2 separate regions of the Homo sapiens genome follow, and region 2 is linked to region 1. A link is a loop called in an ENCODE intact Hi-C map of the cell type or tissue named here. Cell type or tissue: heart right ventricle. All regions are shown on one strand.

Region 1 (8,000 bases):
TGGGCCACACTGGAGGATCATTTTACCCAGGGTAAGGTCTGGCCCAGCCCTGGAAGCTGTCATCATTGCAGCCTCTTCCTATGTAATCAAGTGAATTATTCTAAGCCTAGAGAAAGGCCTACATGGCACTTAACCTTTTATTTTGCAGCTATTTCTGGGGCACCATAGCTAACACACTGGTCAGAAATATAGAAAAGATGCCGCTTTTCAGATAACACATTGGTCAGAAATATAGAAAAGATGCTGCTTTTCAGGTCTGAAAATAAGCTTGGGCTGGTTATAGCTTGTTTTCTGAGCCTGGACATGTCAATGAATAAGGGTTTCACTATGATACCTCTATAAGTGGAACTTAATACAACTATGTATTAAATCTTTGTAACTTAGTAGCAAGAGATAGTTCTGATATATTGCTATATAGAAAATGCATTTCACAATAGCATGTAACATGATAATGCAGGCATACCTCATTTTATTGTGCTTCACAATTAATACTATTAATAACTAATAATTAATGTTGAATTTAGGGAAGACACGTCATGTGAATTTACAAGTAGTTCTGCTACAACATGGCATATGAGCTCCTAAAAATCACCACACTATGCAAAACTAAAAACCACAGAGCTTACGGGAAAGAAGAGGTTAGGGTACAACACTCAAAAACTTTCTCAGCAACACAAAAACAATATGGGAACTTAATAAAAATGGTAGCACAGTTTTACACGTGTTAAATGGTTAAGAAACACAGGCATGCCTTGTTTTATTATGCCTTACTTTATTGCACTTTGCAGATATTGCACTTTTTACAAATTGAAGGTTTGTCAGGCAAGTTTATCCATGCCATTTTTCCAATAGTATGTGCTCACTTCATATCTGTGCCACATTTTGGTCATTCTTGCAATATTTCAAACTTTCATTATTATAGCTATTATTATAATGATCTGCGATCAGTGATCTTTGATGTTACCACCGTAATTGTTTTTAGGCATAAACTGCACCCATATAAGACAGTGATCTTAATAAATGTTGTGTGTGTTCTGACTGGTCCAGTGATTGTTCCTCTGTGTGCGTGTGTGTGTTTGTGTGTGTGTGTGTGTATCTCTCTCTCCCCCTCCCCAATCCTTCCTATTCCCTGAGACACAACAATATTGAAATTAGACCAATTTTAATAACTCTACAATGGGCTCTATGTGTTCGAATGAAAGGAAGAGTCACATCTCTCACTTTAAATCAAAAGTTAAGGAATGATTAAGCTTAGTGAGAAGATCAAACCAGGCATAATATTCCCTTAAGCCAAAGTCTAATCCAGAGCAAGGCCCTAACTCTCTTCAATTCTAGGAAGGCAGAGCAAGGTAAGGAAGCTGCATTAAGAAAAGTATGAAGCTAGCAGAGGTTGGTTCGTCACATTTAAGGAAAGAAGACATCTCCATAACATAAAAATGCAAGGTGAAAGAGCAAGTGCTGATACATAAGCGGCAGCCAGTTATTTAGAAGATCTAGCTAAGATCATTGATGAAGGTGGCTACACTAAACAGATTTTCAGTGTAGATGAAAGAGCCTTATGCTGGATGAACATGCCATCTAGGACTTTCACTGCAAGAGGGGAGAAGTCAATCCCTAGTTTCAAAGGACAGGCTGACTCTCTTACTAGGGACTAATGCAGCTGGTGAGTTTAAGCTGAAGCCACTTATCATTTACCATTCTGTAAGTCCTAGGGTTCTTAAAAATTATGCCAAATCTACTTTATTGGTGCTCTATCAGTGGAACAACAAAACCTGGATGACAGCACATATGTTTATGTGCTCGTTGTCAATGCACCTAGTTACTCAAGAGCCCTGATGGAGACGCACAAAATTAATGTTGTTTTCATGCCTGCTAACACAAGATCCATTCTGAAGCCCATGGATCAAGGAGTAATTCTGACTTCCAAGTCTTATTCAAGAAATTTTGTAAGGCTATAGCTGCCATAGATAGTGATTCCTAGATGAATCTGGGCAAAGTAAATTGAAAACCACCTGAAAAGAGTTCACCATTCTAGATACCATTAACAGCATTTGTAATTTGTGGGAGGATGTCAAAATATCAGCAGTAACAGGAGTCTGGAAGAAGTTAATTCCAAACCTCACGGATGACTTTGAGGGGTTCAAGACTTTAGTGGAGGAAGTAACTGCAGATGTGGAAGAAATAGCAAGAAAACTAGAAGTGGAGCCTGAAGATGTGACTGAACTGTTGCAACCTCATGATAAAACTTGAACAGATGAGTCAGAGCTTCTTACAGATGAGAAAAGAAAAGTGGCTTCTCAAGATGGAATTTGCTCCTGGTAAAGATGGTGTGAACACTGTGGAAATGACAACAAAGGATTTAGAATATTACATCAACTAAGTTGATAAAGCAGTGGCAGGGTTTGAGAGGATTGACACCAATTATGAAGGAAGTTTTACTGTGGGTAAAATGCTATCAGACAGTATCACATGCTGCAGAGTCTTTCCTGAAAAGAAGACTCTATTGATGTAAAAAACTTCATTCTTGTCTGATTTCAAGGAATTGCCACAGCCACCCCAACCTTCAGCAACCGTCACACTAATCAGTTCTGCAGCCACCGATATGGAGGCAAGAACCTCTCCCAGTAAGAAGATTATGACTCACTGAAGGCTCAGATGATTGTTAGCATTTCTTTTAGCAATAAAATATTTTTAAATTAAGGTATAGACATTGTTGGCCAGGTGCGGTGGCTCATGCCTGTAATCCCAACACTTTGGGAGGCTGAGGCAGGCAGATCATTTGAGGCCAGTAGTTCGAGACCAGCCTGGCCAACATGGCAAAACCCCATCTCTACTAAAAACACAAAAATTAGCTGGGTGTGGCAGCACATGTCTGTAAATCCCAGCTACTCGGGGGTGCTGAGGCACCAGAATTGCTTGAACCCAGGAGGCGGAAGTTGCAGTGAGCTAAGATTGCCCCATTGCACTCCAGTCTGTGCAACGGAGTGAAACTGTGTCTCAAAAAGAAAAAAAAAAAGGGTATGTACATTGTTTTTTAGACATAATGCTAAAATATAAACATAACTTTCATATGCACGAGGAAACAAAAAAAAATCATGTGACTCGTTTTATTGTGATATTCACTTTACTGTAGTGGCCTGGAACGAACCTACAATATCTTAGAAGTATGCCCGTATTCTGTAATTATATATCAATATTCATGATATAGAGAAAAGTATGTTCACCAAAGAGTTAACAGTGGTTATCTCTGGGTGATGGAATTTTGGTGATTTTTATTTTTATCTCCATGCCTTCTTTTACTATGACTTTTTATGGGGAACATGTATATTTTTTATAATCAGAAGAAAACAACTTAGCAACTTTAAAAATAATTTTACAGGAGAGACAATTCATGGAGATAGATGTGTGTGCACATGGTCCCAGGGCCTTCCCAACTCCCCTTGTGCTATAATCTTCCAAAGAATTTGAGGGGGCTCTGCCCCTCTTGCCCTCCACCCTCAGAGCCCAGAGCACCCCTGGGTGACGTTTGCAGATCCCTGCCCTCCCTCTACATCCTGCCCTCGGTCCAGCAGTGTGAGTGAGCTGCTCCTGCACTGGGGCCAGCCATTCAGGGAGCAAGGAAATATTATGCAAGAGCACAGGAAGTCAGAGGAGACAGGATTCTGGGCAGGCCTGGCAAGGAGTCTGTGTGAACTCCAGTGAACAAGCAGACTTTGCTCAGTGGGGCCGAAGCCAGCAGAAGGCCTTCCCAGGGCAGCAAAAGGGAGCCGTCCACCTCATGTCTCTGGCCAGTGGGCAGCCATCCAGAACTTGATGTACCTGATGTGAGGCAGATAAACCCAAGTCTCAATATTTCTACTCTTCTGGCCCAAGTTCAAGGTGACTCCCCAACACTTATGCACTGTGACTCACCTCCGTCCCACAGTATGCACCCCCGCCCCCTCTGTACAACATGACTTCATTCAGTGATTTTCAAACCTGCTCCTCTCACGGCCATCAGCTTTCCGGCTCAGTCCGTTCTCACTGTCTCAGAGTGAGGGACACAGTTCCTCCGGGTTGCCTGCATGGGTTGCCTCACATCAGTATCAGCCCTGAAAACTTCAGATACGTTCATGTACATGTATATGAGTCACAGTGGCCACAACCTCTTCTTTTGCAGTAGTTGATATTTTGGAAGCCCCAATCCAACTGGCAGGGCAGAGATCATATCAGCCATCTAACAGAAGTGGAAACTGAGGCACAGAGGGAGTGCAGTGTGACCTAGTTGAGGGTGCTCTCCGTCACCCCAGCAGCCTGCCTCCTTCTCCCTGGCATCAGGAGATGGAGACACTACCCCTCCTGCAAGCACAACTATCCCTTTTTGTAGAAACCACTGGGCAGCCCACCTTCTCGTACCCCAGCCCACCTCCTTCTTGAGGGTGGTGGTCTTGCTGCTGTCATGGAAGTGGGTTGGGCCATGCCCAACAGCGACTTCCAAGTCTCTGCCCCTCTATTCCAACAGAACCTCCTCTTGGAGAATGGGGAGTTCCTTCCTCCAGCTCCCGACCAATCATCTTTAATCGTCCACCTTCCTTCCCTCTAAGGGAGCATGTGAAAACAGGAGTCAGGACGAGGCTCCACTTGAAATTTATTTCACAATGGAGCTAGAACCCTATTGGGGATCTCTGAGCCAATTTTGACTGGTTCCCACTTACTAGTCCATTGTGAAGATGGGGAAACTGAGGCCCAGAGAGATCATCCAGCTGATTGGCACTTGCCTTTGCTGTCTAGCAGGCTACACAAACAGGACGTTTTCCTGAACAGAAAGGACCTAGATCTGAGTGGAGAGATAGCCAGGGCTGGGTAGAAATGGGGCTGTAGTCCTAGGACCCACACTCCCTTTGGCATCTGTGGAGGTACAGGCAGTGGTGTTTCAACACGCAGAGCCAGCCATGTAGAGAGTGACACCGACCCAATCACTGCCCCTGACCTGACAATTGCTAATTGTGGTAAGAACCGACAGTGGCATTCTCCTGGGACTCTCTTGTGTATTTCCAGACGCCACCAACACACAATGGCCTCTACTCCTCCGGTGTAAACATTGCCAAATAAGACAAACAATAACATCACCACGACAGAAAAATAAGGTGCCAAGAGAGACAGCATGGGTCTGTGGAAAGAGTCTGGGTCTGGGAGCTGTTCAGGTAGGCACTGCCACTCTCTGGTTTTGTGATCACATTTTTGTGCCTCAGTTGTTTCATCTATATGACAAAAATGACAAAAGCTTCAATCTACATCAAGAGCTTTGAAAAAAAATTAAGCACTGAACAAATATAAGAAATAATAACGTTGAAGACAAAGACCTGACAACCTCAGATTATTTCACTTAACAAACATTTAAGGAGCACCTCCTGTGTGTAGGCACTGCCCCAAACCCTGAGGATATGGCAGTAACCATGTAATGCATGGTCCCTGCCTTCATGAAGCTTACATACTAGGGGGCAGCAAAGGTGACAGATGATAAGCAAATAAATTATGACATGTGGGGCTGGTCACCGTGGCTCATGCCTGTAATCCCAGCACTTTGGGAGGCCAAGGCGGGCAGATCACCTGAGGTCAGAGTTTGAGACCAGCCTGGCCAACATGGTGAAACCCCATCTCTACTAAAAATACAAATATTAGCCTGGCATGGTGGTGCGTGCCTGTAATCCCCGCTACTCAGGAAGCCGAGGTGGGAGAATCGCTTGAACCTGGGAGGTAGAGGTTGCAGTGAGCTGAGATCCCGCCATTGCACTGCAGCCTGGCGACAGAGTGAGACACTGTCTCAAAAATAAATAAATAAATAAATAAATAAATAACAACATGTGGGAAGTACTGCTAAAACAAAACAAAACAGAACAGGAGGGAGGTTAACTAAAGGAGGTGAGAAAATGCTTCCCTAGGGAGGTGATATTTAAGCTGAGACCTGAAGGCAGAAGTTAACTGGCCAGCCTCATGGGTGGGGCTGAGGGATGAGCAAGCTTAGGCATTAGGGGCATCAAAGATGTTACAGATGAAGGATCAGAGGCCAGAGCTGAGTGGCCTGTCACATCTCATGGTCAGTATGTAGCACAGCCAGGCGTTTGCACTCAAAGCCTTTTTCCCACTTCTAGTAACACCGGAAGGACAAGGTATCTTTTAGGTGTCAACATTCGCTCTGTTTCTCTGCTAGTAGCTGTCTGACCTCTTAAAGACCTTGGGCAAGTCATCTGCTTTCTTTGGGAGCCCACAATTAGGTCTTGCTCATAAGATGCAAAGCAACAAGTAGGACCTGAGCAGACATGGTACAGATGTAGCTCTTTAGGTTTAGAGATTTGGGTGTGCTGAGTTGAAGGGATATTCCCATTCTCGACAGAATCACATCTTGCACAAACCACCTCCATCTCCACAGGGGAGGGAAAAACAGGCCAGATGTAGAAAGGAGCATAACTGGTCAGACCCTTTATCTAGAATCCTGGAAGTGTCCTTGGTCTCTTGGGTATAATCAGATTTCCTCACATCTCAGGGTATGGGCAAAAATAGAACTGATACCCAAAAATCATTATTAGTAAAAACTAATAATTCTGAAAATCCCAGCCAGGTAAGAAATTTAAAGGCCTGAGAGCAAGAGTCCCCTAGCTTTTCCTAAGGCTGCCTTCCAACTGCAGCCAAATCACATCAACAGGCAATAATGTGCCTAATGATTATATTGCTGTGCTTGTTAATAATGATGCCTTGAAGGTCTGCCCTTTAAACTTTTCAAAGTTCTATTGAGATAATAGTTGCAAAAGTGATTTTTAAAATATAATAGACTTTAAAAATGCATGGTTTTATGAAACTCTAGCTCATTTCAAACTCATAATAGTACTCTGAGAAAGCAGCAAATATGTCTAACCCCACTTAGGAAAGGGGTTAAAGAAAGAAAGGTTAAATTACCTGTCCTAGGTCACACACATCAGAGAAAGATCTAGAAAAGTCTTTCAAACTCCTAGAGACTTGAGAGCTCCTCTGAACCCCATGTGGAGGTAGGCTTTGCCAGGGACACAAAAAAAGAGAAGGTGACTCGGGAGCATTTACAATCCGTTTGGCAAGATAAAAGCCAAGAAACACAGAACCCTGTGGTCATCCCAACGCTAATTTTGGAGGCAAAGAAATTCAAGTGGGTGAAAGTTTGTCTCTCTCCAAAATAAACATGTACTGTGCCTTGGCCCTGAAGATCTAACTCAAGAAGAATTAAGTTGTCGTCATTGCCCTGGTAATATTTGGAGCCATACAAGGAGATACAGGTGGCCTGGAATCACCAAGATTATGTTGATTTGGGTATGGAAAATGGTTTCAAATGTGCTCAAAAGAGATGACTCAGGAACAAAGGGATCAATGCTCACAGTCACCCAGACTCCTTTCTGCCTGGGTTTTCTGCTCACCAGGCTTTCCCAAGGCCTTGGGCTGGCTGGCGGCCACAGTGACCACACCACCCTCAGGTGTGCCCATGTCTCAACATCTCACTAGCCAAGGTGGGGAAAAGTACTTGCTAGGAGTTCAGCAAAGGCAAAGTTGGAACTTTTCAAAAGGATGTTTTACTTTAAAAAGGAAGAGAAAAGGAAATGAACACAAAGGAAAAGACGTGGATATGTTCACAGGTTTCACACCCTAACAGATATCTAGTCACAGGTTAGCTTGGTAGGACATCTTCCTTTTCCTTCTGGAGGTCCACCTGGAGCTGTGAGAAGGTAGATGCTAGACTCAAATTTCTAGCCATGGCAAGATTTGGGTAAACAACACTTTCTAGCCTAGGGGAGTTCTTAGGAGATTCTTGAAACTAGTCCCTTAGTTTGGGCTGCGCTGTGCTCCAAAGCTCTCTGGCACCTGCAGTCTTTTCCTGGTTCTGACAGTCCAGGCTCCTTTCCACCTAACTGTAGAGGGCCCTTCCCTGCTCTCGGGCCTGAGGCTCAGCAGCCTGCACAGAGTAGGCAATGAGCAGAGAATGACTGTGGAGCGAGTCA
Region 2 (8,000 bases), 290 kb after region 1:
AAGAAAAAAAACACGGTAGACTTTAACAAACTGTACAACTGGGGACAACCAGCGGGAAGGTTTTGGAAGGCTGGGGGTAAAGAGGTGGCCTGACCATAATTAAGGGCAAGTCCTGCCAGCAAACCCGTGCCCATTTTAAGAGAGGGATGGCGGTTTTCCCAGGCGGAAGCTGGGTGCCAGGGCTCATTCCATAGACAAATGCTGTCCTCTCTCCCCTCCTTAAAATGAACATTGTCAGGAACAGGAAGGGCACAGGCGTGGTTCTGGAAAGATCTCAGTTCCAGTCCCAGCTCATCGTTTGTGCCTATTTCCTCATCTGTCAAAGAAAGATATCCCAGGACCCTGCCTGTCGCAAAAGCACCATGAAGATAAAGTAAGATCATGGACAAAGGACTTTGTAAAGCAATTTAAAAGTTGTATGTGTGCTACATGCCAGGCACTGTGCTAAAGGCCATACATGTTTTAACTAAATTCTTGCGGCAGTCTTCTAAGGGAAGTATTATTTCCACTGCGCAAAGGAGAACACCAGGATTCACTGGCATTGTTAATATTTGCTGGAAGTTTAAAAAACCAAATAAATGTCTGAAAAGTAAATGTTCAAAATGAGATACCCTATTGCTAAGAGGCTGTGAGATGAGTTTGTGTGGGTGGGAAGAGGTTAAAAAAATAAGTTCGCATTCTCTCCCATGCAAATTGCGACCAGTTGGTAGGGGCTGTGAGGAGCATGTGGGATATTCAGGATTCTCTAGTCATGGGCTGAGAGGAGGAGCATGATGGACTAGCAACTTGACGGTAGCTGCTAAATCAGCCGATTTTAGTTCCAGAAATGACTCCTGCTGGGTGTAATCACACTGGCTTTCATTACCATCACTGCCACAGGATGCATGAGCATTTATGAGCATTTTACTCTGGGTAAGTGGGTTTTTTCTACACACACACACACACACACACACACACACACACACACACACACGAGCAGAATGTAAAGGGGTAGAAGACTGTGTGTCTGCCTTTGGGTACTGACAGTGATTTTGGGAGATAAGACTTTTGTGCATAGAAATCTAAATAGCTAGTCGTGGTATGTATGCTGGCTGCCAAGAAAGAAGGAAAATTAATAAATGCTACAGGGATTTGGATGAACTGAAGGGTTTGTGGAAGAGGCGGGATGTGAGATGATCAGTGGGAGGTCAGGACAATCAAGGGGCATGGCTGGGGCATCTCAGGCAGAGGGAACAGGCAGGAATTCACATGCCAATGTTTCCAGAAAGCGGGCAGTGAGATCGAAGACAGCAGGCTGAGAGCCAACAAAGGAACAAGGAGATATTGACATTTTATTTTGCTGGGCATGAGTGGTGCTCAAAGTCTCAAAATACGGTCACAAAAGTGGGCAAGTTCTTTTCGTTTATTTGTAAAGCTCCTTTCCCAAGTGATTTATTTCAAATAAAAATCTAATTGGCTATCCCACTCTAATCCATTGCTTCAGTTACTATCCAAAGTAGTATTTAAGGGAAATCCATTTAAATATTCATCCCTACTCACATAGAGCATGGTACATCATTCACGACAGAGTTGTTTAAATATAGAATGCACTCCAGGTAACAAATGATGTATACAGGACCGTGCAAGACACTCCAGAGAAGGTCCCACCAATCATAAAAGGAAACACGTAACGAAAACTGTCTTCACGGAGAAGAAATATTCCGTGGATGACCAAGACTGCAAGGATGTTAGAGTTTGTGGTGCAGGAATACAGGGACTATCCCACATCACACAGGGCTAGGAGAAACAAATGGTGGGTTAGAAGGTGGAAAAGGGAAAAGTCGTTTAAGCGAATAATTCCTTTTCGTTGGGACATAATTACAAGTTGCTACAGGGAAGTATTATGATAGCAGCAATCCTAAGAGACATTAATTTCAGAGACCCTGAAGGTAGCAGCTTTAGATCTTATGCATCCCCAAATCACACCTGAAAGATGCAATAGCTGTTCAGAAGTAACAGCAAGAGGGAGGAGGGACAGGACTTCAGAATCCCCAGGGAGGGGGGCATGGTGGAACAGCCACATGATTTTCATGATTTTGTCTTCTGTCCTTTCAGTCTCTCCCTCTCTCTAACCCCCACTACCAAGTTGGTATTTGGGACCGCCCCACTACTTGGGGTATTCTGGGAGGACAGGAAAGACTTAAACTTAGCTAGGGAAGCAGGAAAGCACTCCAGAGTGCCCCATGTGGGTTTAAAGGACCTGGGGGTTAGACAGGAGGTTCACATCTGTTGTATGGATGAGAAAATAAGCTTGTTTTTCAACAAGTCTGCTGTCTTTCTGAGTGTGTCTATATCTGCAAGGTTCTCCAGTGCTGTCTTCTCCATGTTCAAGGTGGATGCCTAGAATATTGTCCATGTTCTTAGACTATGGAGACAGCAGTGAGGATGCTGCCCTCCCAGGATGTGGGGATCTCAGGGAGTGATCAGCTCAGTCACCCAGCAGTTTTGCAAGTGAGGCTTTTCATTACTCCCTGGTGGGAAATAGCTTAACTTTCTAATGGGTTTACAGAATCTTCTAGCCATGTTTTGCGGGTGGGTTTTTCACCTTGCGTCACAGAGAGGGTATTTAGAAGAAAGGACAGTGTGGGAAACATTTACTCAGATACACAGCTTGGGAAGAGGATCATTATTCATGGAGTCTTCTGGTACAAGGACCCCAGCAAATGCCCTCCAAACATCATTTCCTCCTCCACTTACATTTCAAAAAAAGCTGCAGGAGTTTGATATTTTCTTAGTTTCCTTTTCCTGACTCCCTCTGTACAGGATGATGTAGTTGTTTACTTTAAGGCTCAGGAGTCAGCCAGCATTGTATGAAAAGCTTTCCCACAAAAAAAAAAAAACCCATACGACGACAAACCCCTTTCCCTGATGTTTAAGCAATTAGCGATGCATGAACAGGCTTGCTTGAGCTCTTGGTCTAGGACCTGCTCCTTCTTCCTGTTGCAGGAGCCACTCACCCTGGGACTGAGGGATACAGGGAGGCCTTTTCATTTCACAAAGGGTGGCGTTAGTGGGGGCAGTGAACAGACAGGATCTTCATTGGTCCCACCTCCAAGCCACTTTTGTGGCTCCCCCTGCTGTTCACCCCGGTGTCACATGAAATTCCAAACCTCAATGTGCTTATCCATAAAATGGGGAAATAAAAAAGTTGTGGAAAAGATGAAACCACCATGTAAATTTAACATATTATCTGAGACAGCACTGTAGAATGATGAACACTAGGACAATGGAACAGAAACTGCCTTGGTTCAAATCCAATTCTACCACTTCTTAACTATGTGACGTTGGAGAAGTCATTCTACCTCCCTGTGTCTCAGGATATCCACCTCTCAGGACTATTGCAAAGATTAAGTTAATCAACATACGTAAAGAGCTTTAAAAAATGACAGGTATATAGTAAGTGCCATAAGAACATTAGCTAAGTTCACAATAACAAAGACGTGGAATCAACCTAAATGCCCATCAATGATAGACTGGGTAAAGAAAATGTGGTATATACACACCATGGAATAATATGCAGCCATAAAAAAGAACCAGATCATGTCCTTTACAGGGACATGGATGGAGCTGGAGGCCATTATCCTTAGCAAACTAACACAGGAACAGAAAACCAAATACCACATGTTCTCACTTGTAAGTGAGAGCTAAATGATGAGCATACATGGACACATAGAGGGGAACAACATGCACTGGGGCCTGTGGGAGTGGGGAGGAGGGAGAGGATCAGCAAAAATAACTAATGAGTACCAAGCTTAATACCTGGGTGATGAAATAATCTGTACAATAAGCCCCCATGACACAAGTTTACCTATGTAACAAACCTGCACATATACCCTGAACTTAAAAGTTTTTAAAAAGAACATCAGTTATTATCATTCTTGGCTTATAGAAAACACTCTATAAATGTTAGTTACATTTACGTATGTGATGGCAGCAAGGAAAGCTGTTATTTTCAACCAGTGGTGGCAGGTGGGGAGGGCAGCACAGTGAGTGCTATGTCCCCTATAGAATATGCCAGAATCTAGAAAGAACACACACATCTACAGTTTAAAAGGTTCAATTTATAACATCACTTTATAGGTGAAAATGGAAAGATAACTATGGTTTTCATAATACAAACTGCCAAATGAAATGTTTGGCATCTTCTTAGTTATAAAACATGGTTTAAAAACATGTTGCAAAACACAAATGTTGTGGCAGTGAAGAAAGTTTACCCCCCAACTCAGAGCTGCTTGCTGAAAGAGTGAGGCTGGGCTAGGTTACTCTTTAAGAATCCCAACCTTCGGCCGGACGCGGTGGCTCACGCCTGTAATTCCAGCACTTTGGGAGGCTGAGACGGGCGGATCACTTGAGGTCAAGAGTTTGAGACCGGCCTGGCCAGCATGGCAAAACCCCGTCTCTACTAAAAACACAAAAGTCAGCCGGGTGCAGTGGTGGGAGCCTGTAATCCCAGCTACTCGGGAGGCTGAGGCAGGAGAATCACGTGAACCCGGGAGGCGGAGGCTGCAGTGAGCTAAGATCTTGCCACTGCACTCCAGTCTGGGCCACAGAGCCCGACTCCATCTCAAAAAAAAAAAAGAAAAAAAAGAATCCCAACCTTCAAGAGGGAGGTCCCCCAGGGTAGGTGGAAGGTGGGCCAGCAGTTCTGTAGATAACCCCCTGGTCTTGAGCCCCATCTTGGCCTTGGTCTTGGAAAGAGGATAGGGACTACGCTTCATTCTTCCAGCTAAATAGGCCATGGGACCAGTCACCACACTTCTTGTCCTTGAGACAGATCATACTGCCAAAAGAACAGGAAAATCGAAACTTTAGTGGCAAAAGAATGATACACAGAGGTAGTGCACAAGCTCAGTTTTTTGTTAAAGTTCGAATTTTTGGAGAGCATGTCATCATTTAAAATGCTAGTGCCTATGACAGTTTGGATGCTTTCATGTTCTTGTTCCCCTTCCCTGCCTTATTGTAAAATATACCTACGAATGAGAATATGTAAAATATGCATATGCATTTTAAAGATCAAATAAGACTCACTTTTAGCTGTGACCCACCTTGACAGATAGAACATGGTTGCTGGCCTTTGAAACCCCTTTAACTCTCTTTAATTGCAACCTCTCTCCCCATCCTCATTCAGTCCCTATTTGGACTTCCCTGGTAATCATGATCTTGTTTTTCTTTTCTTTTTCTTTCTTTTTTGAGATAGGGTCTCACTCTGATGCCCAGGATGAAGTACAAGTGGTACAATCATGCTTCACTGCAGCCTCAACCTCCTGGGCTCAACCTACCCTCCTACCTCAGCCTCCCGAATAGCTGGGACTACAGGTGTGTGCCACCATCCCTGGCTAATTCTTTTATTTATTTTTGAGACAGGGTCTTGCTCTGTTGCTCAGGCTGGAGTACAGTGGCATGATTATGGCTCACTGCAGCCTTGACTTCCTAGGCTCAAGCGATCCTCCCACCTTAGCCTCCAGAGTAGCTGGGACAACAGGCACACATCACCGTGCCAGGCTAATTTAAAACAATTTTTTGTAGAGACAGGGTCTCACTATGTTCCCAGGGCTCAAGCAATCCTCCTGCCTTGGCCTCCCAATGTTGGGACTACAGACATGAACCACCACACCCGGCCCCTTGCTTTTCTTTACAGTTTCATCACCCATGTGTTTCCTCCTAAGAATATTGTTTAGTCTCGCCTGTTTGGGGGTTTTATAGAAATGGAAATATGCTACATGTCTATTCTGGGACTTGCTTCTTTCCTTCTGTAGTCAGCTGTGTATCTTTTAAAATTACCAGCTCTTATGCCTCAGATCTCTGTGTTTAAGGGGTCTCATTTACTCTCTTATAAATCCCCTTCAAAAACATCCCTTAAACATCCCAAAAACATCCCTAAAATGTCATGACACAGCAAATCGACCAATTCATTCTGTTCTCTTGGATACAGGTTGTCAACCACATTTAGGAAAGCTGTGGCCAGTTCCTCACCTTTTCAACCTAAATATTTTCTTACATCAGAGTGACACTTTTGGTAGAATTAAAGATCAGAGAAATGCATTCAAACCTTCTGCATGATACCATCTTCCAAAAAGGTAACATTTCCACCACTACATTCTTAATGTTTCTGCATAGTCTTCTACGCTTCTTTCTGATTTTGTCTAACTGCCCATACTCCCGATTCTTGTCCTCCTCTACCCATGAAGTCTAAATGTCCCATTCTAGAGAATTGAGATTTTAGGTTTCACATCTTTACCTTAATCTTTGAACCATCCACATAGCTTTTATACCCTCTAACTTCGTATACTCTCCCCATGAATGCCTATGTGCTTAGACTGCGCTTTTTACTCCCATGATCCTGCAGACTGTTAGTACCATTTCCTACCAAGGAGAAAGGGGTATTTGAATATCTGCATTTCATGCTCAATAGTGTCTTCAAGATTTGAAAATTAACAATTAGCTCAAAGAGCTAAACAGAATCCCTCCTTCCTGGGATATGGATGCACAAGAATCATATCTATTGATCATTTTCAGCTTTTGGAAGGCCCCAGTTTGCTTCTGCCTATGGCGTCTACCAGGTACTGACTTCCAGTGTTTACCTAGTACCCAGGACACAGGCTCACTCTGGTTCCCATAGTGATGGGTCAGTTTGCCCTCCCAGAGATTAATGTGGTTTAAAGCAGCAGAGATCAACACTGGCCAGGGAGCTAAATGGATCTGAACTACACAAACATCCAGATCTGCCTTGGACAGGGCTTGCTCCTTTTCACACAATAACAACCCTACAAAGCCAATTTCCTTGAATCAGATGGGACCTTGCCACTGTGCTCCTGTGGGGTAGGTGGAACCCAGGGTTCTTATTCCTGTGACAAAGTCCCTTATGAGACAGCGAGAGAGTGACAGAGGGAGAGAGTGAGAGCAAGGGAGAGAGAGGGAGCACATGAGCGTGTATGTGACCCGGAAGGGGCACTTCAACGCTTGTGCCTCAGTTTCCTCCAATTTGTAGGAGTATACCTACTAGTCAGCCCACTCATCTCTTCCTCTGATTTTCATTCTCTGGTTCACCTATTAGCCTAACCTCCCTAGGTGGACCAGCAGTTCTTTGAACAAGGATTGTGTCTTTTTCTATCCCTGGAATACCTGATATTAAGTTGAAGACATACCGTACCAGGTACTAAAAAAAATACTGGTTGTCTAATGTATACTGAAGCAGAACACTTCGTCCCTGGCTGGGGGTGTGTGTTCCAGATGTCTTACGTTCCCTGGTACTGCTCCTGCACAGCTGTTTTTTAACACTTCAGGGTTCAGTTACTCTGCCTAGCACTGCTGCACCTCAGTCACCACGTCTGGCAATCCAAATGGATCTTGCCAACCCCGGGAGTTCTCTCGTGAATTCTTTTGTAAACATTTTATAATAGGAGTTAGCTTTTGCAAGGTCAACAATCACACCTACATTTGTTTTTTTTTACAGTCAAATTTTCGAGCTTTCTTTCAGTGGAGCCTACCTATACTTTGTGAAGTGTGTTTAATCTCTGAGTTATGTACATCAAAAGATACTTCCTAGATCTTTAAGAAGCTCTCCCAAGGGAATAAAACTCTGGGCAAATTGGATGGTAGAAGTATTTCACCATTCATGACAACGTGTTTCCTTTGGTTGTGTTGGTATGTTTTTAGTGTTAACACTGGTGAATCTAGAAAGTTTTCATAAACTGGGGCTTGATAAAGGAGGTTGGATTTAAACTCTTACCTGAAAAAGAAAAAAAAATACCAAAAACACATGGGGATAGGTTGGATAAATGGTGAAAGAAACACTGAGAACAAAAGTCATTTTCCCCATTCACTCTCATCCTTGGACACTTTACTGGACCTTCCACCCTCCTTCTGAAGTCCAGGGAAGGCCACAAACTTCTCAGGCCCAAATCTGTTAGCACCAGCAGGCTCAGCTCTAAGAGCCAGAGCCAGGTAATAAGCTTAGCTTC

The links. Peaks named below come from ENCODE experiments on the same cell type or tissue, not always from the same donor. Only the 100,000 strongest peaks of a DNase experiment are listed, where the experiment ranks them.
Region 2: it touches region 1 in a loop (2.1-fold over the local background); 4 of 110 quality-filtered maps call a loop at or near these places.

Annotation. Positions count from the first base shown.
Region 1 is chr2:46,311,276-46,319,275 of GRCh38, reverse strand. All of the region lies in intron 1 of EPAS1 (endothelial PAS domain protein 1), which reads right to left. Among named protein-coding and RNA genes, the nearest start is that of EPAS1, 18 kb to the right of the region's middle. In heart right ventricle, no CTCF peak of the experiment used is centred here; a DNase peak (open chromatin) is centred at 3,775; H3K27ac peaks cover 8,000 bases.
Region 2 is chr2:46,024,565-46,032,564 of GRCh38, reverse strand. The region is part of intron 10 of PRKCE (protein kinase C epsilon); the gene reads right to left. Among named protein-coding and RNA genes, the nearest start is that of EPAS1, 270 kb to the left of the region's middle. In heart right ventricle, a CTCF peak has its summit at 3,121 (motif pointing left); a DNase peak (open chromatin) is centred at 3,049; H3K27ac peaks cover 4,451 bases.